Regions from separate parts of the Homo sapiens genome. Here regions 2 and 3 are each linked to region 1. A link is a loop called in an ENCODE intact Hi-C map of the cell type or tissue named here. Cell type or tissue: PC-9. All regions are shown on one strand.

Evidence for each region. Hi-C counts contacts between places; a loop is a spot of excess contacts. Peaks named below come from ENCODE experiments on the same cell type or tissue, not always from the same donor. Only the 100,000 strongest peaks of a DNase experiment are listed, where the experiment ranks them.
Region 2: it touches region 1 in a loop (20-fold over the local background); 2 of 110 quality-filtered maps call a loop at or near these places.
Region 3: a loop joins it to region 1, with 2.2 times the contacts of the local background. A loop is called at or near these places in 4 of 110 quality-filtered maps.

What each region holds. Positions count from the first base shown.
Region 1 is chr3:9,350,099-9,358,098 of GRCh38, reverse strand. It overlaps a transcript of SRGAP3 not described here. Among named protein-coding and RNA genes, the nearest start is that of THUMPD3, 9.0 kb to the left of the region's middle. In PC-9, a CTCF peak has its summit at 4,746 (motif pointing left); DNase peaks (open chromatin) are centred at 3,298, 4,498 and 6,158; H3K27ac peaks cover 4,202 bases.
Region 2 is chr3:10,734,800-10,742,799 of GRCh38, reverse strand. No RefSeq gene overlaps it. Among named protein-coding and RNA genes, the nearest start is that of LINC00606, 25 kb to the left of the region's middle. In PC-9, CTCF peaks have their summits at 3,536 and 3,736 (motif pointing right); no DNase peak of the experiment used is centred here; H3K27me3 peaks cover 5,056 bases.
Region 3 is chr3:9,299,220-9,307,219 of GRCh38, reverse strand. It overlaps a transcript of SRGAP3 not described here. Among named protein-coding and RNA genes, the nearest start is that of SRGAP3-AS4, 53 kb to the right of the region's middle. RefSeq lists a silencer at 4,360-4,469. In PC-9, CTCF peaks have their summits at 4,201 and 4,452 (motif pointing right); a DNase peak (open chromatin) is centred at 4,509.

The DNA of each region.
Region 1 (8,000 bases):
GTTTGAGACCAGCCTGGCCAACATGGTGAAAGCCCGTCTCTACTAAAAATACAAAAACTAGCTGGGTGTGGTGGCGTGCATCTCTAATCCCAGCTACTCGAGTGGCTGAGGCAGGAGAATCATTTGAACCTGGGAAGCAGAGGTTGCAATGAGCCGGGATTGTGCCACTGCATTCCAGTCTGGGAGACAGAGTGAGACTCCATCTCAAAAAAGAAAAAAAAAAAAATTTCAAATGGGGAATTTTGTGTTATGTGAACTTTTATAAAGGAAAAAGGAAACTTTGGTCATATGGGTAACTCATCATTTCCCTCCTAGACTTATATTGGGAGACTTAAATGTGATTAACACATTACCAGGCAAATAATGAAAATAAATAGTATCCTTAAGAATAAATACAATGAAAACAAAGCAAAGTTATTAAATTCTGGTCAGACACTGTTCCTTGCAAAGGCTCTTAGGCTCTAATGTAAGGCCCATTTTATACTCTTTTTTTTTTTTTTTCTTTTACATACTCCCCAGAAGAGTAACATTCTCTATTCCTTAAGGATAAATTATCAAGCCAGGTATGGTGGTGTGTGCCTGTAATCTCAGCTAATTGGGAGGCAGAAGTGGGAGGATCACTTGAGCCTAGGAGTTTAAGACCATCAGATGCATGCTACAATATGGATGGACTTTTGAAATATTATGCTAAGATGCCAGACACGAAAGACCACATGTCTTTCGTTGTTGAGAAATACCTACATGAAATACCTACATGATTTCATTTACATGAAATACCCAGAATAGGCAAATATATAGAGACAGAAAGCATAGTGAGATCCCATTATCAATTAAAAAAAATGTATATATATTTTGAGATGAGGTCTCACTCTGTTGCCCAGGCTGGAGTGCAGTGGTGCGATCTCAGCTCACTGCAGCCTCTGGCTCCCAGGCTCAAGCGACTCTCCCACCTCAGCCTCTGGCTCACACCACCATGCTTGGCTAATTTTTGTACTTTTAGTAGAGATGGGGTTTTGCCATGTTGCCCAGGCTGGTCTTGAACTCCTGAGCTCAAGTGATCTGCCTGCCTTGGCCTTGCAAAGTGCTGGAATTACAGGCATGAGCCACCACACCCACCCCCCAAAATAAAATAATATAAAAAAATACAAATTACAAATATTAGAGACAAACTAGCAATAATGAGATTTTCTTGACATAATGAGAGAGATTAAGTCATCAAAAGAAAATATTCTCTTGACCTGATTTGGTGTTATTTAATGCCTATCTTTGTACTATCTAAAATCATGTCCCAGGCTGGGCACAGTGGCTCATGGCTGTAATCCCAGCACTTTAGGAGGCCGAGGCAGGTGGGTTGCTTGAGCTCAGGAGTTTGAGACCAACCTGGGCAACATGGCAAAACCTCATCTCTACAAAAAATACAAAAATTGGCTGAGCGTGGTGGCTCACGCCTGTAATCCTAGCACTGTGGGAGGCTGAGGCGGGCGGATCACGAGGTCAGGAGATCGAGACCATCCTGGCTAACACGGTGAAACCCCATCTCTACTAAAAATACAAAAAAATTAGCCGGATGTGGTGGCGGGCGCCTGTAGTCCCAGCTACGCAGGAGGCTGAGGCAGGAGGATGGCATGAACCCGGGAGGCAGCACTTTCAGTGAGCCCAGTTTGCGCCACTGCACTCCAGCCTGGGCGATAGAGCGGGACTCTGTCTCAAAAAAAAAAAAAAAAAAAAAAAAAAAAAAAATTAGCTGGCCATGATAGTGCATACCTGTGGTCCCAGCTACTTAGGAGGGTGAGGTGGGAGGATTGCTTGAGCCTGGGAGGTGGAGGTTGCAGTGAGCCAAGATCGTGCCATGGTATTCCAGCCTGGGTGACAGTGAGATCCTGTCTCAAAAAAAAAAAAAAAAAAAGAAAAAAAAGTCCCATAAACAGGTCTCACGGTTCAGGAAATATCTCTCTATCCCATGTTGTTCACCGGTAGTATGTTACTGTGGTTTGAATGTGTGCCACCAAAGTTCATGTGTTTGAAACTTAAGCCCCATTGGAACAGTGTTGAGAAGTGGGATCTTTAAGCTGTGATTAGATCATGAGGGCTCTACCTAGATGAATGAATTAATGCTGTTATCATGGAAGTAGGTTAATTATTGCAGGAGTGGATTCCAGATAAAAGGATGAGTTTTGCTCCCTTCTCCCTCTCATGTGTGTTCTCTTTCCCTTCTGCCTTCTGCCGTGGGGTGACATAGCAAGAAGGCCCTCACCAGATGCCAGCACCTTGACATTGGACTTTCCAGCCTCCAGAAATGTGAGAAATAAATGTCTTTACTTTATAAATTACTTGTGTTCTAATGGAAGAAACAGATAATACAGAAAATATATACATCACATTTCTGTGGTAATAAGCATTAGGGAGAAAAATTAAGCAAGGTGGTTGGTGGACGGTGCTGGAGAGGTGGAGGAATATGTCTATTGTATGTCAGGTGGTCAGGTAAAGCCTCTTTGATAAGGTGACAAAGTAGACCCTGAATGAAACAACAGAGCAAGCTATTTAGATAGCCAGGAGGGGAGCATCCCAGGCAGAAGGCCTCAGCATATTCAGCAGGGCCTAGGAATAGCCAGGTGGCCAGTGAGGCTGCAGAGGAGTGAGCAGGATAGAGGTGGAAGAGAGATGGGATGGATACATCGTAGAAGTCAGTGTCTCACAAATTATCACCGTGCCTGACCAAAACAAACGAACAAACAGACAATCACTCTGGCTGCTGCCTGGACAATGTTAGGGAGCAGGAATGGAAGCAGTTACTAGGTGATTTCATTGGTCCAAGTGAGAGATGATGATATCTCAAACTAGGATATTAGGGGTGGGTGTGGTGAGAACTGTCAAATTCTGGGGTGTTTTGAAGGATGGGCTGTCATTGCTGGTGTTTTAGATTTGGGTTTGAAAAGAAAGGAGAGGAAGTTTGAGGGTCAGACTTAGCAGATTTGCTGGTTTAGAGTAACCATGTCCTGCTGACAGATGCATGGCCAAGAACGAGGCTAAACTGTCACAAAGTAAGTACAAGTGGGCACATATGCTCTTTATGGTTCTGGTTTATTACAAAGAAAAATGGTATGTTCGTTTATATCAGAAAGAACCAGATGACCTCCTTGGAAAATATTGACTAAAATGGATCTTGCTAGAAAATGCCAGTTTGAGACAGGTAACATTACATGTAGAAATTGAAGCCACTCATTTCTTTCTAACTGGAAGTAGTGGTTATATTAAACTAAAGAGTAAACAAGCATATGATTAAGTGTGATGATTCATATCAGATATAGTGACACAAATGAGGAGGAGCTCAGTGGTGCTTGTTCCCACAAACCTGGATATCTTTTTTACCTTAATGTCTTCCTATCCTTGCCTATTCTTTTTTTTTTTTTTTTTTTTGAGATGGAGTCTCGCTCTGTCACCCCGGCTGGAGTGCAGTGGCGCAATCTCGGCTCACTGCAAGCTCCGCCTCCCGGGTTCACACCATTCTTCTGCCTCAGCCTCCTCAGTAGCTGGGAGTACAGGCGCCTGCCACCATGTCCGGCTAATTTTTTTTGTGTTTTTTAGTAGAGACCGGGTTTCACCGTGTTAGCCAGGATGGTTTCGATCTCCTAACCTCGTGATCCACCCGCCTCGGCCTCCCAAAGTGCTGGGATTACAGGCATGAGCCACCGCGCCCGGCCTCCTTGCCTATTCTTAAAGTAAAACAAGGTCCTGGGTAGAAAGTCAGATAGCACAGCCACTCCCTTGCCCACCTTCTTCCTCTCCTGCAGAGAGAGGCAAGGACTGTTAGCCACTTCTGCTTTTCGTTTCTATGGTGATTACCTTCATGGCTCTAAAAGACACGTTTGTAGTGCCATTTCTTGCTTTTTCAATTTTTGCTATTATCTGCGGACTTTGTTATGGTACTTGAAGTTTAGCCTATTAACATTACCACCATCCTGTCGCCCCCTTCCTTCTTCTGCCATTATAGCTACAACCCAATGTAGTTTGTTCCTCTACATTAAATTTACCTTTTAAGTGTAAGGGATATATTAGTATTAAACATCTTCTTGTTCTGTCAGTTATGCACAGCATCTCTTGATCCCCCGCACTGTGAGACAAGGGTTTCATTGGCACTCCTGGCCTTTACCTCTCCTCCCTTCCTTGTACTCCCCAATCTATTTTGTTAAAAGAAGATCCCACTTGGCCAGTTGGATTCCTGTGGGGATGTAATTGAAAGAAGGATGCCCCTACACCTGCTTTTCATTCAGTACACTACTGAAATTCCATCTCCCCCAAGAAAACCTTTTGGGACCTCATTGAGAGATAAGAGATGTATCTATTAATATAATCTTATTAATGAAATAATAGCCTAGGAGTCCATGAACCTTTAACCCGAAGGACCTTTGTCCTGTCAGGTGTTAACAACTAGAGGGAAATACAATCAGCTTTGGCTGTGCTCTAAGCAAGCAGAGGCTTATTTACTTTTCCCGTGCCCTTTCAAGCCAAGGGCTATAAAACCGCTTTAGTAACATAACCCCTGTGAGAGCTTGTTGGTGGACTTAGTGCCATCACAGTAAATTTTCAAGAGAATGTATATGAAATTTATTCTTCTCCTTGAATTTCATGTTGATAAGTAAGTTGATTTAAAAGCAGCTCATTCGTTTGGAAAGGAACTGTATCCTTATAACTGAGATTACTGGAAGAAGGTCATGAGCTGGGGAATGCAGCACCCCTGCCACCTAGTGGTTCCTCCTGCTGAAACACTGCTTTTGCAAAGCACAGAAAACACAAATTGAGTTAGTATAGGAGTCAAATACAGCGAATGTCCTGAATCTGGGAAACTTCCATTCTCTCCTCCCTGTGTGATATCAGAGGAACGAAAAGAGCACTGACAAGGGAGAATGTTGTAGGTAAACATGGATAGCCATCAGGTCTCCTGCACAAAGGGGCAGCTGCAGGAAGCAGGAAGTGCAACAAATGAGCAAAGAAAGGGACAGGATCCCTCAGCAGTGGTCACTGCAGCAGCAACACGGTGCCAAAGGCAAAGCAGAATCACCAGCAAGATCAGCAGGGACAATGATGATAAAGCCACATAGGCTCAGCATCAACAACAGCCCTAGAGACTGTGGCCTTGGGACTGTAGTACTGCTTGATTCATGGTAAACCAATCAGGACACTCAGGGAACAACAACAGAAATCAGCATTTACAGAGCACATACTCAGTTGAGGCAGAGTTTTACCTGTATATCACATAATAGTCTATGGGGGTAGATATTCTTATTAGCCGTGTTATACAGGTGATGAAATTGAGGCTAACTAACTGGCCTAAAGTCACAGAGTTGATGAGACTTAGAGCCAAGATTCAAACGCACACCAAGGTGGCCTGACCCCAGCTGCAGAGCTCTTAACTACAGACATGCATTGCTAAAAGAAGGGGATATGATCCGAGAAATGTGCTGTTAGGTGATTTTGTCATTGTGTGAACCCATAGCCAGCTACACACTGTTAACAAAAGACCATGAGGCCAGGCATGGTGGCTCACGCCAGTAATCCCAGCACTTTGGGAGGCCGAGGTGGGTGGATCACCTGAGGTCAGGAGTTTGAGACCAGCCTGGTCAACATGGTGAAACCCTATCTCTACTAATAATACAAAAATTAGCCAGGCGTAGTGATGCGTGCCTGTAATCCCAGCAACTCAGGAGGCTGAGGCAGGAGAATCACTTGAAGCTGGGAGGTGGAGGCAGCAGTGAGCTGAGATCGTGCCACTGTGCTTCAGCCTGGGTGACAGAGTGAGACTCCATCTCAAAAAAAAAAAAAAAAAAAATGTCCATAACATCTGTGGAGGAAAAGGGGAGAGTTTTATTTTCTGTAAAAAACAATCTGCAGATTGGGGAAATGCAGCTTCAGGTGTAAAACAGAAGTGGGCTCTAAGCAGGGTGGAAAGTTAGAGATTATAAAGGCAAAAACTGCAGGACAGGGGAGGGTAATCAGGGGAGTCAGAAACAGAGTGTCGATTAGATGGCCTTAAAGCCCCAAATCACCAGTCTCTCTTAATTGGCTGGTTCCAGGTTGTCTGTTGGCAGGAGGTGGTCTTGTGGTGGTCAACTGGGGAATTCCCAGCTGCCGTTGTTTCCAGGAACTCTTCTTTGACTTGGTTGCAGAAAAACAGGTTTTGCAGCATTCTCTAAGGACACGAAGAGCTTGACTGCTCCCTCACCCTTCCATGGCCCCTTGGGTCTGTTTTTACTTTTGAGCCACAGAGAATCCATTTTGTCTGTTAACTGGGGGTATAATTTGACAACACCTAGGCTGTTTGATACAGCCTGTTGCTCCTAGGCTACAAACCTGACAGTATGTTACTGTATTGGATACTGTAGGCAATTGTAACACAATGGTAAGTATATGTGTATCTAAACATAAAAAAGGTACAGGAAAAATAGAGTATTATAATCTTATGGGACCACTTTTGTATATGCGGTCCATGCATTCACTAAAACTTTGTTACGCAGCACATGACTGTTCCAGGCTCTTCTTCTTCCCTCAGGGAGGAGGGAATATGGGGTTCAATCCCTCTAACTCTACTGACCTTATTGAGGGATGCTTGTGAATTGGGATCCCTTATTGAAGGATGCTTGTGAATTGGAACTCTAACGCGATTAAGATTGGTCCTAGATCTTCCACCAACTTGCAAAAGGATATTTAGCCTTTCAGGAACATTTTCTTTGACTGGAAAATAGGGATACAATGGTGACTATCTCATAAATTGCTGGGAAGTTTCACTGAGATAAGGTAAAATTTCTGGCACATGGCAAATGAAGTAGATTGCCTACAAAGGTTTTTCAACAATTCTTCTCATGGTTATAAGTACCACTATTGCTTTCTAGAAAAGGTGGTATCTCGGCTGGGTTTATGATTTACTTTGACCCCCTAGAATGTGGCAGATGTGTCACTGGCTAATTCCAAGTCTAGGTTGCAAGAGCCTCCTTTTTTCCTCTCTTGGACTGCTCTTGCCTCTATGTAAAGAAGCCCAGCCTGAACTCTTGCATGTTGAAAGACCACATGAAAAAAGAGGCATGAGGGAGCCAGCATCCTAGCAGAGCCCACCATCTGACTACAGTCACATGAGCAAGCCTAGGTGAGCCCAGAACTCACCTGCCAACCCCCGGGATGACAAGAAATAATAAATCACTGTGGTAAACTACTAAGTTTTGGGGTAGTTTGTTATGTAGCAAATAATAAGTTCTCAGTTAATGGTATCTATTAATATTATGGTTGGTGCTGGTGAGAAATTCAGCCAGCTAGCTGGCTCATCATTAGGCCACTGATTTTTTTTCCCTTTCACCAGAGTAGCTGGAAGAAAGAAGAGTTACATGTGCAAGTGAACACTGCTTATTACAGATGTGTCTGATCTCTTTATTAAAACAGAAAGACTATTCAGAAAGTCTATTCAGAAAGACTTTGTTAGCACCTCAAATTACCATCTACATTTGAAATAATGTGGAAGCATATTTCTTCAAACATAGTTACAACTCAGACTTTTCACTAAACCCATTGTACTGGGACCCTCCTAGCCATCATGTTGAAGAGTCTGAGGCATGGACAGGGACTTATCCATTTCATCCAGCATCTCAAAGCCCTGAAGATGATGCTTTACTCTAACCTTCTTCTCCTTTGCATTCCCCTCCCTAAATTATCTTTTTCTGTCCATACATATCCTTTCCCTCTCTCCTTGCCTTTCCTATCTCTTTTCTTTGTTGTGATGATTAAATAAGACCTTCCCTACTGAAATGTAAGCTCCAAGAAGGAGATTTTCATCTGTTTTGTTCTCTACAAAAATATTCTTTGCTTAGAAAAGTGCCTGGCACACACAAGGTGTGCAGTGAATATGTGTTGACTGAATTAAATTGTGCACGTAAAGCACTTAGGACAGTGTCTGACATAGAGTAGATGGCACTCAATAAATATAACCTATGGCAACTCAGGACTATAATAAATGA
Region 2 (8,000 bases), 1.4 Mb before region 1:
TTGGTTTTAGTCCAGGTGTGATGGGAGCCAGTGATTGGAGAGCGGCTGCAAGATGATCGGATTTACATTTTTGAAGGCTTGTATTGATGACTGAGTACCTGCTACTAGCCTGTGCTGGAGTCACCATGGGGGCTGTGGGAGGATGACCTGATTTTAACAGGACTCAGGTCTTTGCCATGTGTGGGCCTAGAATCCGGAACTCACCAAGGCAGGAGGGGAAACCAGCCAAGGTTCCCAAGGGTCCTAGACCCTGAGACTGTCCTGGGAGGCATGGCTGGCCACTTCCCAGCCCCAGAGCTTCCCTGAACCCTGGCCCCAGGCCCCCCAGTCCCCCTGTGGCCCAGGCAGTTGGTGTAGGTTCCCCAACCGCTGGCAGAGCGGTGAGAGAAAGGATGAAGGCTGAAGGCTCCCAGTGCCCACAGCCAACAATCGGGCAGGCTTCCCACATCCAGGCTCCAGTCTCAGGGCAACTCAGTTTTAGTAAGGAGACTGGTGAAGGGGGAGGGAAGAGGAGAGGAAAATGGGAGGAGGAGAGTGAGAAGAAGGAGAGGGAGGAAGAGGAGCAGCGGGAGGAGGAGGAGGAAGGGGAAGAGGAGGGAAACATCACAGCTTCAGCTTTCCTGGAACTAAATTTCAAATTCTATGCACGACTCATCCTTGGGGGAAACTATGTCAGAACCCTTCAGATCCATCAGTTTTAGACGCCTACAAGTTTTAGGAGTTGGAAACCAAGTAGTTTTAGAAAAAAATCTGTCCTAGTTTTGTAATTGGCTCCCAGGGCCCTGCTCAATGATTATTAAAATACTGACATGAAATCTCTGAGAGAAATTGCTCTGGGCCCTCTATTTATCATTTGCGTCGGTGAGACAAGTGGAGGCCTTTCTGTGGTGTGTCAGCTAGGGTACGTTTCAATGTCAGATAATTAACTTTAGTAAGAAAGAGTCAGATTTGCAAAGGGACTAAGGCCGAGACTCTGGTGGCCCTTGCTTAAAGGAAACTTGCTGAACAGAACTCAGGGCCTCAGGATGTCGTGGATCTGACTTACATTGTTTGTTTGAACAGTGGTTCTGAAGGTGAGGTCCACAGATCCTTCCCTATTCCCAAAGCACATGGAGAGGCTGCAGGGGATCCATGAACCTCCTGAAACTGCAGACAAAGTTCTATTTGTTTGGGCTGCTGTGTATTTTTTCCAGGCCAGTGGTTCTCTCAGTGTGAGGCCAGTGGTCATCTTACCTGGAAGCCTGTTAGAAATGCATATTCTCAGGCCGTACCCTAGACAAGTGGAGTCAGAAACTCTGGGAGTGCAGCCCAGTAACCTGCGTATTAACAAGCTCTCCAGATGATTCTGACACATGCTCAAGTTTGATGCACGTGAAAGCTATGCTCTATGGTAGGAGACAGCCGCTAAGAGTGGGGACCTGGGATCACACTGACCTGCGTTCAAATCTCAGTTTGCCCACTCAGCAGCTGTGTGGGCCTGTGCGAGTTCCTCAACCTGTCTAAGCTTCTGTTCCCCCATCTCTAAATTGGGATAAAACCTTGAAATACGGGGGACTTTTAATATAGCAATGATGACAGACAGCTTCACAGTCTCCATCAAGTGACAGATTGATGATGATGATGATGATGATGATGATGATGATGATGATGATTATGATGATAATGATGACGATGATGTTTTTTGAGGAGGAGAGTGACATGGACAGAAGTGTGGGTTAGAAAGATGCTCTATCAGATGGCTTAGACACCTGGCAGGGTCCCCAGGGACTGGGGTCACAGCTGAGCAGCAGCGGTAGGAAGGGCCATCTTCCTACTACATCAGAAGGCTGTCAGAGATCCAATGGACAAGACCGGCAAATGATTCCGTTCATTCAACAAATATTCACTGAGCACTTCTGATACGTCAGGCACTGTTCTGGATGCTGGGACACAGATGACAGAGTCCCTGCCCTCAGGGAGCTCTCATGCATGCGGGAAATAAATTCAATGAACAGGCAAGCTCATAGATGAATGAGGGTCTCAGAGCACAGCCACCGCTGGACAGGGTAGTGAGGTAGCGAGTGACAGGGGTCAGTAGGGTGGCCAGAGGAGGTGACATTGTGCAGAGAGTTGAATGATGAGGAACAGCCAGCCAGGAGAAGACCCTGGGAAAGAGCATGCAGGCATAGAGGGAACAGCCAGTGCAAAGGCCTGGAGAAGGGAATGGGCTTGGTGTGTTAGTGGGACAGAAAAGGGTGCGGGGGCCTGAAGAGTAGCTCTGAGCGTCTCCAGGGTATTGAAAGTTCTCAGCTTTCTGGGACTCCACTTCATCTGTCAAATGGACTCCTCTGAAGAGCCGTCATGAGGAACTGATGATGTGATGAGTATAACCACGTCTGGCACATAGTGGGCACTAGGAAAATGTACGCCATGGCCCCGCAATGGCCAGTTCAATCTCCTTCATGTCATTGCATGAGGATTCTAGCTATCACAAACAAAACCAGCTTGAGCATTGGAAATAAAAGTCCTGATAGTTTTAGGTCAATATCAGGTGTTAAATAGGAGGCAGTTTTCTGCAAGCAACAGATATTCATTGAGCATCCACTGAGGAAGATGCCCTTGGGGATAGAGAAGTGGAAATATCTCTGACCCCTATTCATGTCCAGGCCCTGCCATGTAGTAGCTTTGTGGTTTGGGGAAGTCCCAGCCCCCTGAGGGCAGCAGTCTCCTCTGAAGGGAGGAGAGGTTTCCAACAATACTTTAGCATTAGAAAGTATTTACGCAGTCAAGCTCTCTAGAACATGCAGTGATGGGTCCAGAGATGACCTTTGACAGAACTGGGGACCTTCTGCAGTGAACAGCAGGGAAGGTAGGGAGCATGGCATGGCAGGTATGGATTATGAGAAGCTGCAGACTCCCTGACTGGAAGATGACTGGTGAGGTTCCCTCCTTAACTTCACTGAGCCTTAGTTTCCTCCACTGTAAAATGGGTATGATCCCAGTATCCAATGTCTATGGGCAGCGGTGGGGATTAGATGGTGTCATGTTGTACAATTCTTAGCACAGTGCCTAGAACAAACTAAGCCCTCACTAAATGTCAGCTTCTATTAATATTCATATCCATATCCATATCCATATCCATATCCTTGTCATCAACGCTATTATCAGCAGGGGAAGCTGTGCCTCAGGGCTGCCTGTGCCTATGCCTGCCTTTGTGGCCAAGTAGGAGGATAGCCCTCTGTCCGCCAGGTCTAGACTGAGCGGAAGCCCTGGAAGAGAGGGTAGTGATGCTCCAGCTGTGAGGACAGAGGGGCAAGGGGCTTTAGAGAACAGGGCAGTGGCAGTGGGAATAAAAAGGAGCTGAATTGTGGTCACCTGCTCCTGGAAGACTTCCTAGATCACTTTGGGTGCTCCCAGAGCCCCTTGCACTTACCTTCAGGAGGCAGAGATCCTGCTGTGGTGTGAGAGCCTGTGCCTCCGTCAGCCTGAGGGCTCCTTGAGGCTAAAGCCTGGCCATGATCTACCTGTGTACTTCCAGGGTCAAACTCGGTACCCGGAACGCAGTGGGTGCATGAATGAACAAACAGATGAATGAATAAAATGAAGAACACATGCCCAAATGAATGGAAGTAGGTGGGCTGGCTGGTCCAAGGAGGAGTAAATTTGGGAATCGGAATCGGGCGGGCAGAAATACTTGTCTCTCCCCTGGAAGATCTGCACTTAACGGCAGTTGCGCCTCTTTCATTGGACACCAGGGGGCGCCATCACTGCAGAGCTGGCACCGGAAGGCTGAAGGGATCGGAAGGCTGAAGGGATCAGAACGCCTCAAGTAACGCCGACCTGATGGTTAGGGCGGAGGGACCCGGTTCTTCCAGGACACAAACCAGCCTCCCCTTAGGCCCAAGTGGTGGATTCCAGAAGGAAGAACTTGCTGACGACGACAATCAGCTTGCAACAGCGGCGGCGAGCTGCGCGTGGCTGCAGGTCTCTAGAGTCCACCCCAGGCCCTTTCCCGACCACCTCTGGGGGCGCTGGCGCTGTCCTCTGTCTGTTGTGCGAGGAGTCCCCAGGAGTTTCACCGGCCTGAGAGGGAAAAGGGGGCCTTCGACCCTCTTCAGAAAGTCCTTTCCTTTCCACGAGTAACACCTTCATCAGGTAACAACGGCGAGAAAACTGCCCAAAAGCACCTTCGGGTTTGTATAATAATTTCAAATTTACAGAAAGCTGCCGCAGTAGTAAAAAGAGCTATTTCCCCCAAGCCATTTTAGCGGGGAAAAAAGTAAGTTACTAACGTGATACTCCACCACCCCCCAAATATTTTGTGGATATTTCTTACAAATGAGGACATTCTCTACCTAACCACAAGCACCAAAATCAGGAAATTTACATCAATGCATTGTAACCACCTAATCCTCAGACTCCAGGCAAGTTTAACCAGCTATCCCGATAATGCCTTTCAGAGCAAGGGATTCGGTCCCGAATCCTGCACGGCATTTAGCTGTCATTTCCCCCTAGCCTCCCTCATTCTGGAACAGCTCCTCAGTCTTCCATAGACTTGCACAACCTTGATGCTTTTGAAGATTTTAGGCTACGTATGTTGCAGGAGGTCCCACAGCTCCAGTTTGGCTGCTGTTTCTTTCTTATTGGGTTCAGGTTGCCTGTTTTCAGTAGGAACATCACAGAAATGATGCTGTGTTCTCATTGCGTCCTAGTGGGTAGCACACAATTTCTCTTTGCCGCATTACTGGTGCAGGAACGTCAATCGCCTTATTAAGGTGGTGTCCGCCATTTTTTCCTTAGTTCTTCTTTTCCCCTTTGTCAGCAATAAGTATTTTCTTGGGGAGGTACCTCGGAATGATGTCATTCATCATCAAAGTTTAGTTGTAGCATTCTTTGGGGATTTTTGCCTGGATGAAGTTGTTACTAACACAGTTGCCAAATGGTGATTTCCTGATTCCATCATTCCTCCTTCTCCTCCTCCTCCTTCTTTTGTTTAGAGTCAGGGTCTCGCTGTGTTGCCCCAGGCTGGAGTGCAGTGGCACAATCATAGCTTACTGCAGCCTCTAACTCCTAGGCAAGTAATCCTCTTGCCTCAGCCTTCCGAAGTAGCTAGGACTACAGGCACATACCACCACAACTGGCTAACTTTTTAAATTTTATTTTTTTGTAGAGAGAGGGTTTCACTTTGTTGCCCAGACTGGTCTTGAACTCCTGTCCTCAAGCAGTCTTCCCACCTCAGCCTCCCAAAGTGCTGGGATAACAGGCATGAGCCACCGTGCCCAGCCTCTGTCATACCTTCTAAATGTATCAGTTGGCAATCTAACTGTAAGGAAAAGATCTCTCCTCTCCCCACTCATCCATCCATCCATTCATTCATTCATTCGTATATGTACTTGGTAAGGATTCGTGGATTCTTGTTTTATTTAATGGGTTATAATCTATTACTGTGACTATTTCTTTTGACATTCAAATTTCCCTGGCTTTGGCCAGTGGGAGCCCCTTCAAGCTGGCCCCTCTGTCACTTTAACATGCCAACGTCCTTCCTTGAACATTTCCTTATTTTCTGGTACGAGATATTCTAGGCTTATTTAGTATTCTTGCACCTGCTTTCGGTGTTTAAAGGAATCATGGGTTTATTATCCTGCAAAGGAGTATTTTGGAAACTCTTTTCCTCTAACCCCCCCAGCCCTAGGAAACCACACTACACAGGAGGTAAGAGATTGGACTTTGTAGTAAGACTGATCTGGGTTCAAATCCCACGTCTTATCAGCAGTGTTTCCTTGGACAAGTCTGAAAGCCTCTCCTCACCTGTAAACCAGGCATTTGTAAAATGCTGCTGCTCCTTTAATATTCCCCCAGCACCACCATGTAGCCAATGGTCTGGGAAATTGCTGGAGGGGATTCCTTGATCTGCCTCAGAGGGTAGGGAAATGAGTGAGTGCCTCTAACTTGATTGAGCTCACCTGTGGTACAACATTACCTGTCTGCATTCCCACCTCATGCCTTCCTACAGGACTCACATTTATTCCCTGTCTTCCAGCTTGTGGAATGGCAGACGTTCATAAGAATGAGATAAATTTGGGTTGGTTCCAAGTCCTTGCTATTGTGAATAGTGCTGCAGTAGTCTGGATTAAGAAAATGTGGCACATATACACCATGGAATACTATGCAGCCATAAAAAAGGATGAGTTCATGTCCTTTGTAGGGACATGGATGAAGCTGGAAACCATCATTCTCAGCAAACTGTCACAAGGACAAAAAAACAAACACCACATGTTCTCACTCATAGGTGGGAATTGAACAATGAGAACACTTGGACACAGGAAGGGGAACATCACACACCGGGGCCTGTTGTGAGGTGGTGGGACGGGGGAGGGATAGCGTTAGGAGATATACCTAATGTAAATGACGAGTTAATGGGTGCAGCACACCAACATGGCACATGTATACATATGTAACAAACCTGCACATTGTGCACATGTACCCTAGAACGTAAAGTTTAAAAAAAAATGAGATAAATTTGGAGTTTTATGAGAGGCACCCCTCACATCTTAGTGCTGCACTGCAATGTGCTGCCCCTCAAGCTCAGCTGAGATAAAATATCTGGCCTGCAGTAAGGCTCAACAATTGATAACCCCTGCTATGCCTCTGCTCTTCAAATGGTCGAGTGAGTTGGGAAATGCTCCATTCCAGAGCATTATTGGAGATTTATCATAATGCAAGTTAGGATAATACAAACCCTACTAGTACAGACTCATAGTTTGCTTCTGGAAGGTGGGGTCTGTGCCTTCCTTATCTCTGAACTCTCCACAGTGCCAGCAGCTCAGAGCTTGTCACATAATAGATAGGCAGCAAATGCTAAACAGACCAACAATAGGCTCACTGAAGGGCTTGGGGTGTAGCCTGTGGAATCCCTGGAGTGGGCTGCAGACTGGAGACAGAGACCCAGGGAGGGTTTCAGGTATGGGGTGATGGAAGCTCTGGCTAAAATTCTCTCCTCCTTTCCCTCTGTTCTTGATGTTCTGCCTTTCAGTCCCATGTCTGTAGCCTCTCAAAGGCATCGCTGCATCTCTAACTGCCCTGCAGTGGTCCCAGCCTCCATCACCCCATAGCTGAAACCCTCCCTGGGTCTCTGTCTCCAGTCTGCAGCCCACTCCAGGCATTCCACAGGCTACACCCCAAGCCCTTCAGTTAACTTATTGTCTATCCACATCCATGCCAGCTCCTTAGTCTGGCATTCAAGACTTACAACTCTCCATCCTGTGGGCTAGTCCCATCCCCAGGTAGAACCCGGAATCCACGTTTAAGCCAGCTTGTACCAAGGAATCCTGCTTCACTGCAGGATATATTAATAAAACCACTCCTGGTTTCTTTAGATTAATATTTGATGGTATACTCTTTTCTATCCTTTCCCTTGAAGCCTCATTTGTATCTTTATATTCAAAGTGGGTTTACTGTAGACAGCATGTAGTTGGGTCTTGCTTTTTTATTGAGTCTGACAACACTTGTCTTTTAACTAGATAATAAGCATCATTTAAATTTAATGTGAATATTGATATAATTTAGTGTGAATCTACCATCTCACCATTTGCTTTCTATTTGTCCTATCTGGTCTTTGTTCATTTTCCCTCTCTTTTTTCTGCCTTTTTGGGAATGTTTTTATGCTTCTTTTTATCTCCCTTGTTTTTATCTCCCTTGTTAGCTTATTATATGCTCAATTTCTTAGTGATTGCTTTAGAGCATACAACTTATAACTTTGAATTTATCACAGTCTATATTCAAGTACGATTCTGAAAATATAATAATTATATTATGGAATATAAGGACCCTACAACAGAATACTTCATTTTACCTTGCTTGGCTTTCGTCCTATCACTGCCATGCATTTTACTTCTACTTGTATATAAACCATGTAATTTATTATTATCATTGCTTTAAATAGTTAATTATATTTTTAAAATAGTTTAAAGTATATTTTTATTACCTCATATGTTGATCATTTCCTGTACTTCTCATTCTGT
Region 3 (8,000 bases), 51 kb after region 1:
GGTGGATTGCTTGAGGCCAGGAGTTCAAGACCAGCCTGGCCAACATGGTGAAACCCCATCTCTACTAAAAACACAAAAAATAAGCCAGGCGTGATGGCACGTGCCTCTAGTCCCAACTACTCGGGAGGCTGTGGCAGGAGGACTGCTTGAGCCTGGGAGGCTGAGGCTACAGTAAGCCATGATTGCACCACTGTACTTCAGCCTGGGTAACAGAGCAAGACCCTATCTCAAAAAAGAAAAAAAAGTCATACAAGTGTGTAAAGAGCCGTGTATAATGATTACACATAAATATTTGAAAAACAAACATCTCGCTTATGAACGTATTTGAAAAACAAACATCTCTCTTAAGTCTCTAAGTTAAAAAAATACTTTATAGAATGACATGTATAATAGGTTGTCATTTTTGTGACTTTTTTTTGTGGCAGCCAGGAGATTGTGCTGCTCAGGTCAGGTTTAAGAGAGGACCTCCTCCTCAGAAATAGCACCACACATCTACAACCATCTGATCTTTGACAAACCTGACAAAAACAAGAAATGGGGAAGGGATTTCCTATTTAATAAATGGTGCTGGGAAAACTGGCTAGCCATAGGTAGAAAGCTGAAACTGGATCCCTTCCTTAACACCTTATACAAAAATTAATTCAAGATGGATTAAAGACTTAAATGTTATACCTAAAACCATAAAAACCCTAGAAGAAAACCTAGGCAATACCATTCAGGACATAGGCATGGGCAAGGACTTCAATGACTAAAACACCAAAAGCAAGGGCAACAAAAGCCAAAATAGACAAATGGGATCTAATTAAACTAAAGAGCTTCTGCATGGCAAAAGAAAGTACCATCAGAGTGAACAGGCAACCTACAGAATGGGAGAAAATTTTTGCAATCTACCCATCTGACAAAGGGCTAATATCCAGAGTCTACAAAGAACTTAAACAAATTTACAGAAAAAAATCAAACAACCCCATCAAAAAGTGGGCAAAGGATATGAACAGACGCTTCTCAAAAGAAGACATTTATGCAGCCAAAAAACACATGAAAAAATGCTCGTCATCACTGGTCATCAGAGAAATGCAGATCAAAACCACAATGAGATGCCATCTCACGCCATTTGGAATGGAGATCATTAAAAATTCAAGAAACAACAGATGATGGAGAGGATGTGGAGAAGAAATAGGAACACTTTTACATTGTTGGTGGGAGTGTAAATTAGTTCAACCATTGTGGAAGACAGTGTGGTGATTCCTCAAGGATCTAGAACTGGAAATACCATTTGACTTAGCAAACCCATTGCTGGGTATATACCCAAAGGATTATAAATCATGCCACTATAAAGACACATGCACACGTATGTTTATTGCGGCACTATTCACAATAGCAAAGACTTGGAACCAGCCCAAATGTCTATCAATGATAGACTGGATTAAGGAAATGTGGCACATATACACCATGGAATACTATGCAGCCCTAAAAACGGATGAGTTCATGTCCTTTGCAGGGACATGGATGAAACTGGAAACCATCATTCTCAGCAAACTATCACAAGGACAGAAAACCAAACACTGCATGTTCTCACTTATAGGTGGGAATTGAACAATGAGAACACCTGGACACAGGGTGGGGAACATCACACACTGGGGCCTGTCGGGGGGTGGGAGACTGGGGGACGGATAGCATTAGGAGAAATATCTAATGTAAATGACAAGTTGATGGGTGCAGCAAACCAACATGGCACATGTATACCTATGTACCAAACCTGCACATTGTGCACATGTACCCTAGAACTTAAAGTATAATAAAAAAATAAAAATAAAAAACAGCAACAAAAAAAATCTAAAAAAAAAAAAAAAAAAAAAGAGAGGACCTCCTGTGAGGGCTGTGGGTAGCTTCAGCCCCTCCCTGTTACACCGCAGCGTTCGCGTGGAGGTCACACTCTTCTTGAGCTGCCCTCACCAGTGACTGAGCACCAGGAGGACACTACAGTCCCGAAGCCTGAGGCTCTTCCTGCCCAATCCTTCCTCCCCTTCTCTCTTCTTTGGTGGCAGACCTGCAGCAGGGTCTGAGACTTTCTGGGCCTGCTCCTATTCCCTCACTCCTTTATCCTTCTTAGATGTTTCTTCCAATTAGTCTTTTGTATGTCTAATTTTGTCTTAGCGTCAGCTTCCTGGAAGGCCCAACCTGACATTTCTTTGTTCTCAGGACCCTGACATAATGGAGATGGAACAACCTCTGAAGGTTGTTGTGAGGATTAAATGAGGTATTGTTGAGAAAGGCTTAGCAGAAGGCCAGCACAGAGGAGGAGCTTAGTGATATTATTCCCCAGGTGAGCAGGTGGAGAATGGTATCTGTCAGATGTCAGTTTCATTAGCTGTTGCAACCCAGTGGACTGTCCCTGAATACCTGTCCCCTGGGAGTTTCTTCAGGAATAAGGGACTCAAAATTGGAAATGGGAAGCCCTGGGAAGATGCATCCCAGGCCCTCAGGGAGTGAGCATACGACCTCTGGAAGAAACTCCTGGTTTTGGGGAGGTCCTAGTGCGGAGGGGGAGAAGCCCAAATGGGAGGCTTTGAGCTTTATCCCTCACTGACAACAGCACCGGCCACTCGCTGTAGCTTGGAGGAGAGAGCCAAGGGCAGCAGAACATGGTGAACCTGGGCGTCAGAGTAAAATCCCAGCTCTGCCATTTACTACCTACCCACCAGGGCTGCTGTTAGATTTAAGATGCTAAAGATAGAATGCTGAGCACAGAGTGAATGTCTAAGACCTACTAGTTCCACTCCCCTCCCCGATACCATTTTCATTCTACCGTTCTTGTAACTACTCTGGGTTTGAGAATTATGGCAGGAGACTGTGCTAAGGAGCCAAAGTCTAATCTCTGGATTGCTGAGAATAAAAGGAAGGTCTGGGGAAAGAAAGGAGGGAGGGCAAGTGGGCATGAAGAAGAACAGAGCTTTCATTAGGCAAGTGTTTATGGGCAACCCCCACGTGCCAGGCTCTCTGCTGGGTGTTGGGTTATGCAGGTGATTAGGACACAGGCACTGTTCTTAAGGAGCTCAGGTGCTGAAGGGGAAGTTACTGTTGTGGACTAACTGGTCTGTAAGTCGTACATGGGGTCCCGTACCACAGGCAGGCACAGAGCTTGGCAGCAGTGCGACCCTGGACAGAATTGTTTGTGAAACGTCTCCCCTTCCAGACGAAGTTATTATAGCTCTTGTGATTTTGTGTGGTGCCTAGATTTCCCCCGTTGTACACTCAGTTCAGGAGTACTTACTCAAGTCTCACTCAAGGGCATGGGGACCCCAAACACCTTGTTCATGTGCACCCCAGGGCCCAGCACACTGTAGGCAGATGTGTGTTGACTGAGTGGTCTTCAGTTTCCTTATTTTAAGATGAAGATAATGTTGATCTTAACAGGCTGTTGTGTGGATTAAATGAAGTAATGTTTATCAAGTGTAAATCGCCTTCCAAATGTTATTATTGTAGACTTTTCAAATTGGTGCAGTCTCTTGTGGATTAAGCCAGTGACTTGAGCAGTCATTCTATACCTTCCTCATGGCTATTTTGAAGATTAAATAAATTAATATAAATAAAATGCTTAGAACAAGGCTTATCACATCACAAACACTCAAAAAGTGTTAGCTAAATCAACAAGGATAAAATTTCAGGTATGCAAGATGATTAAGTTTTAGAGATCTCTATATAGGTGTAGTATATAGTTAATACTGCTGTATTGTGTACTGGAAAATCCATTAAGAGGGTAGGTCTTATGTTAAGTGTTCTTTTTTTTTTTTTTTTGAGATGGAGTCTCACTCTGTCGCCCAGGCTGGAGTGCAGTGGTGCGATCTCAGCTTGCTGCAACCTCCACCTCCCGGGTTCAAGCAATTCTCCTGCTTCAGCCTCCTCAGTAGCTGGGACTACAGGCATGCGCCACCATGCCCAGCTAATTTGCGTACTTTTAGTAGAGATGGGGTTTTACCATGTTGGCCAGGCTGGTCTTGAACTCCTGGCCTCAAGTAATCTGCCCGCCTAGGCCTCCCAAAGTGCTGGGATTACAGACATGAGCCACCGCGCCTGGCACGTGTTCTTGCCACAATTAAAAACAAACAAACAAACAAACAAACAAATGTAAAGGAAAAAATATAAGTAAGAAAAAATCGAGGCAGTGTTACAGCTTGTCAGAGTGCTCAGAACAAATGCTGTATAACTTCTAGAATTTATCATCTACATTGGTTTATAACCATTTACTATTTCAAAAGTGGTGACAAAAGGTGGTGGTGGGAGATATTAGGTACTTTAAGTATTATCTTCGTTGCCATTCTTCGGTGTCATTTTACCCATTCGAATTCTGAGGTTCAGAGAACTGAAGCCCCTTGCTCGGATTGCAGAGCCTCTCCCCCTTGTACCCGGGAGACTGTTCCTAGTGGCTGTTCTGGGACATTCTCAGAGCGGTTCGCCAGGTGGCGCTCTTCCCCCGGGATAGGATCCGGCCAAGACCCACCCCGCGGCAGACGCTAGCCCTTCCTCACTGCAAGAACCTGGCGTTCTACAGCCAGCAGGGGTTTTGAGCGTGTCTAAGCTCTCATTTTAGAGGGAGAGAAATAAAGCTCTGCGAGAGTATGTCCCTGGGCTCAGAGCCACCCACAGGCTCCAGGTGGTGCTGGGGCGGAGTCCCAGTTTATCCAGTGACGAATCCCATTTGCCTCTTACCTCCCTGCGGCATCCTGACCTAGCTCCCCACGCCCACCTGAGCCCCTTCCTTGCAGACACCATGTCATGCCTGGCTGCAGCTGGGCAGAGCGAAGTGCTTCTCTGCCGAGCTGTCGCAAAGCTCCACTATCTAGGAGTAGAGCGAGTGTTTGGGAGCAGGGCAAGCGTTTAGGCAGGCTGGGGAGGGGTGAGGGGGATACCCAGGGACGCACCCTCCCGTTTCTCATTCGTCTCTAGCTGCAGTCAGAAGCAGTGTATGCACTGCTAAGGCCAGGGCCCCTGGAGTCAAACTGCCTTCGCGGAAACCCTTGGCCTCCCCTTACCCAGCAGTGGGCCCTGGGGGCTCACTAAGTTTCCCATCTCTAAAATGGGAATAGTAATACTTACCTCATTGGGTCACCGTGGGGACTCGGTGAACGTACATAAGGCACTGAGGACGGTTGTAAGCACATGATAAGCACAATAAAAATGTTAGCTCTCGGCAAGACGACTCACCAGCACCCTACCTGGATAGAAGAGTTTAGGTGAGAATTTCAGGATGATTCATCATACTCCTCGCCTATTCACTCACCCCACAATATCCTTTCAGAGTAACAACTGCCGTTTATTGGCAGTTATGCCAGGCAGTATGCGAAACCTGTGATTTCCATGATCTCAATTAATCCGCAGATCAACCCTGTGAAGTAGGTACTATTATTGTTCCTCTCTCATGGTTGAGGCTTACACAAGATTAAGTCATTTATCCCAGGTCACGCAGTTAATGACAGAAGTGCGTCCCACGCTCATTCCTGTCTGGTGCCAAAGATGAAGCTTTTTACTACTACTCAATATTCTACCTCCTCTTGAAGCCAGTTAAAAACAACAAACACAGCCCCTCAACAAACACAGGCTCCCAAAGGAGCCACAGGCATCAGCCGTGCTCACTGTAATTCTACAGGACCCACCCCTTACAGAAACCATGGTCTGTAGAGTGAGATTTCTTTCTGCTCTTACGTGGCACAAAAGAGAGAATTTTACAGATGTCTCCCTGCTCCCCTGCAAAGTGCTTTGACTGACACAGAGGCCTCTACACATTAAAGCTAAGTTAGCCATGGAGCCTTTAAGGGCCACCTTCCCCTCTTCCTGTTTCTTCTGAACCTCAAGGCCACCCATCTGGGCAGGCGGGGGACCTGCATCTCAGGCATGTGCGTTAACTTAACTTCTGGGCCATCCCGGATGTAATGCAAGGGCTCAGTGACTCAGGCCAGTCTATCTGGGATTTGTCCTCTCTTGGCATGTGAGAGTCTGTGCAGCATTGACATCTTTTGGCCATGAATGAAACAACAGGAACCAACCTACAAATGCAGAATCCCAGAAAGTCAGGGCCGGAAGAGGCTGTAGGAAGTTAAAAAACGAAACTTCACCAAGGGAAGGGTCTTGATGAGGATCACATTGAGAGGAAGGAAGGTGACCAGATTTAAGCCCTTTTTTAACTTCCATACCTTCCTGGTACCCTCTGCTCCCAGAGGTGCTGAGCTGGGAGGGGTGGGAGTGGGCAGCCAGGTTGCTAAGCTTGTGCATTCAGTCAGGTGTCTCTTTCTTCCCCTCCCCAGCATGTGATTATCCTCTAAAACAAGACTTCTCAACCTCAGCATAGCCCAGACATTTAGGGTTGGATCATTCCTTGTTGTGGCAGCGGTCCTGTGCATTGTCTGATGCTGAGCACAATATTTGTCCACTACCCACCACCCACTGGTTTCCAGTAACACTTCCTTCTCCCACTCTGTTGCATGACAACCAAAAATGTCTTCAAACATCATGAAATATCTCCTGGGGGACAAAATTTCTCCCCTCTCTCCCTTCTGTTGAGAACCACTACTCCAAAAGCAGACTCCTTCCTCCTTCCCTTCCTGGAACACATCTTAAGAGCTTGGTATATGCCATGCTTTGCTGGCTCATGAATCAAGCCCTGGCTCTGTCCTTAAACAATTCAGAGTCTAGCTGAGGAGACAAGGCCCACACAGGTGGCAAAGATGGGAAGCCTCTCCACAGAGACAAGGGCGAGGTGCCCAAAGGAGCACAGGGGCAGATGCCTCACTGTCTGGGGAGATGTGAGGAAGCGTCACAGAAGGACAGATGGCAATTTCTCAGGCAGGCAAGGTGGGTAAAGGACATTCCAGGCAGAAGAAATGGAATGTACAAAGGTAAAGAGTTGTGAAGTGTGAAGTTTTGGGGAAAAATATTTTAGTATGACTGTACTCCAGAGTGCACATGAGGAGAGATTAAGGAAAGGGGCTGGAGAGTCAGGCAGCACAAGTTGATGATAGTGTTGTTGGTGGTGGTGATGATGGTGGTGATGATGAAGATGATGATGGTGGTGGTGACGATGGTGGCTAACACATATAGAGCACTTAGCGTATGCCAGACATTGTTCCAAGTATTTCTCATACATTATCTCTTAATTTTCATGGCAATCCTTTGAGGAAGGTGCTATCATTACCTCAGTTTACATATGGGAAAAATGTTGCAGAGAGATGAAGTAACATGCCAAAGTCACATAGCTTGTGAAGGTTCCTTGTGAGCCCTGAGAAATTTGGCTATGGAGAGCTAAGGGTGTTTGTTTGTTTTTGAGATAGAGTCTCACTCTGTCGCCCAGGCTAGAGTGCACTGGTGTGATGTTGGCTCACCGCAACCTCCGCCTCCCAGGTTCAATCTCCTGCCTCAGCCTCCTGAGTAGCAGGGATTACAGGTGTGTGCCACCATGCCTGGCTAATTTTTGTATTTTTAGTGGAGATGGGGTTTCACCATGTTGGCCAGGCTGGTCTCGAACTCCTAAGCTCAGATGATCCACCTGCCTCAGCCTCCCAAAGTGCTGGGATTACAGGCGTGAGCCACCTCACCTGGCCGAGCCAAGGATCTTAAGTAGAGCAGCAACATGATCAGTGTTTCAGTTATTTTTAGCTGTATAATAAACCACCAAAAACGTACTTGCCTACCACCAGCGTTTTATGATAGCTCATGATTCTGTGGGTTGGCTGGGGCTCAGCTGGGTTGTTCTTCCACTAGTCTGGCTTTTGCAGTGGCAGTAACATGGTGGATGGGGATGCTAGTTGGGGCTGGATGTCTACTATCTTGAAGTTTCTTTTCTTTTCTTTTCTTTTTTTTTTTTTTTTTGGGACGGAGTCTCGCTCTGCCACCAGGCTGGAGTGCAGTGGCGCGATCTTGGCTCACTGCAGTCTCCGCCTCTCGAGTTCAAGCAATTCTCCTGCCTCAGACTCCCGTGTAGCTGGGACTACAGGCATGCACCAGCATGC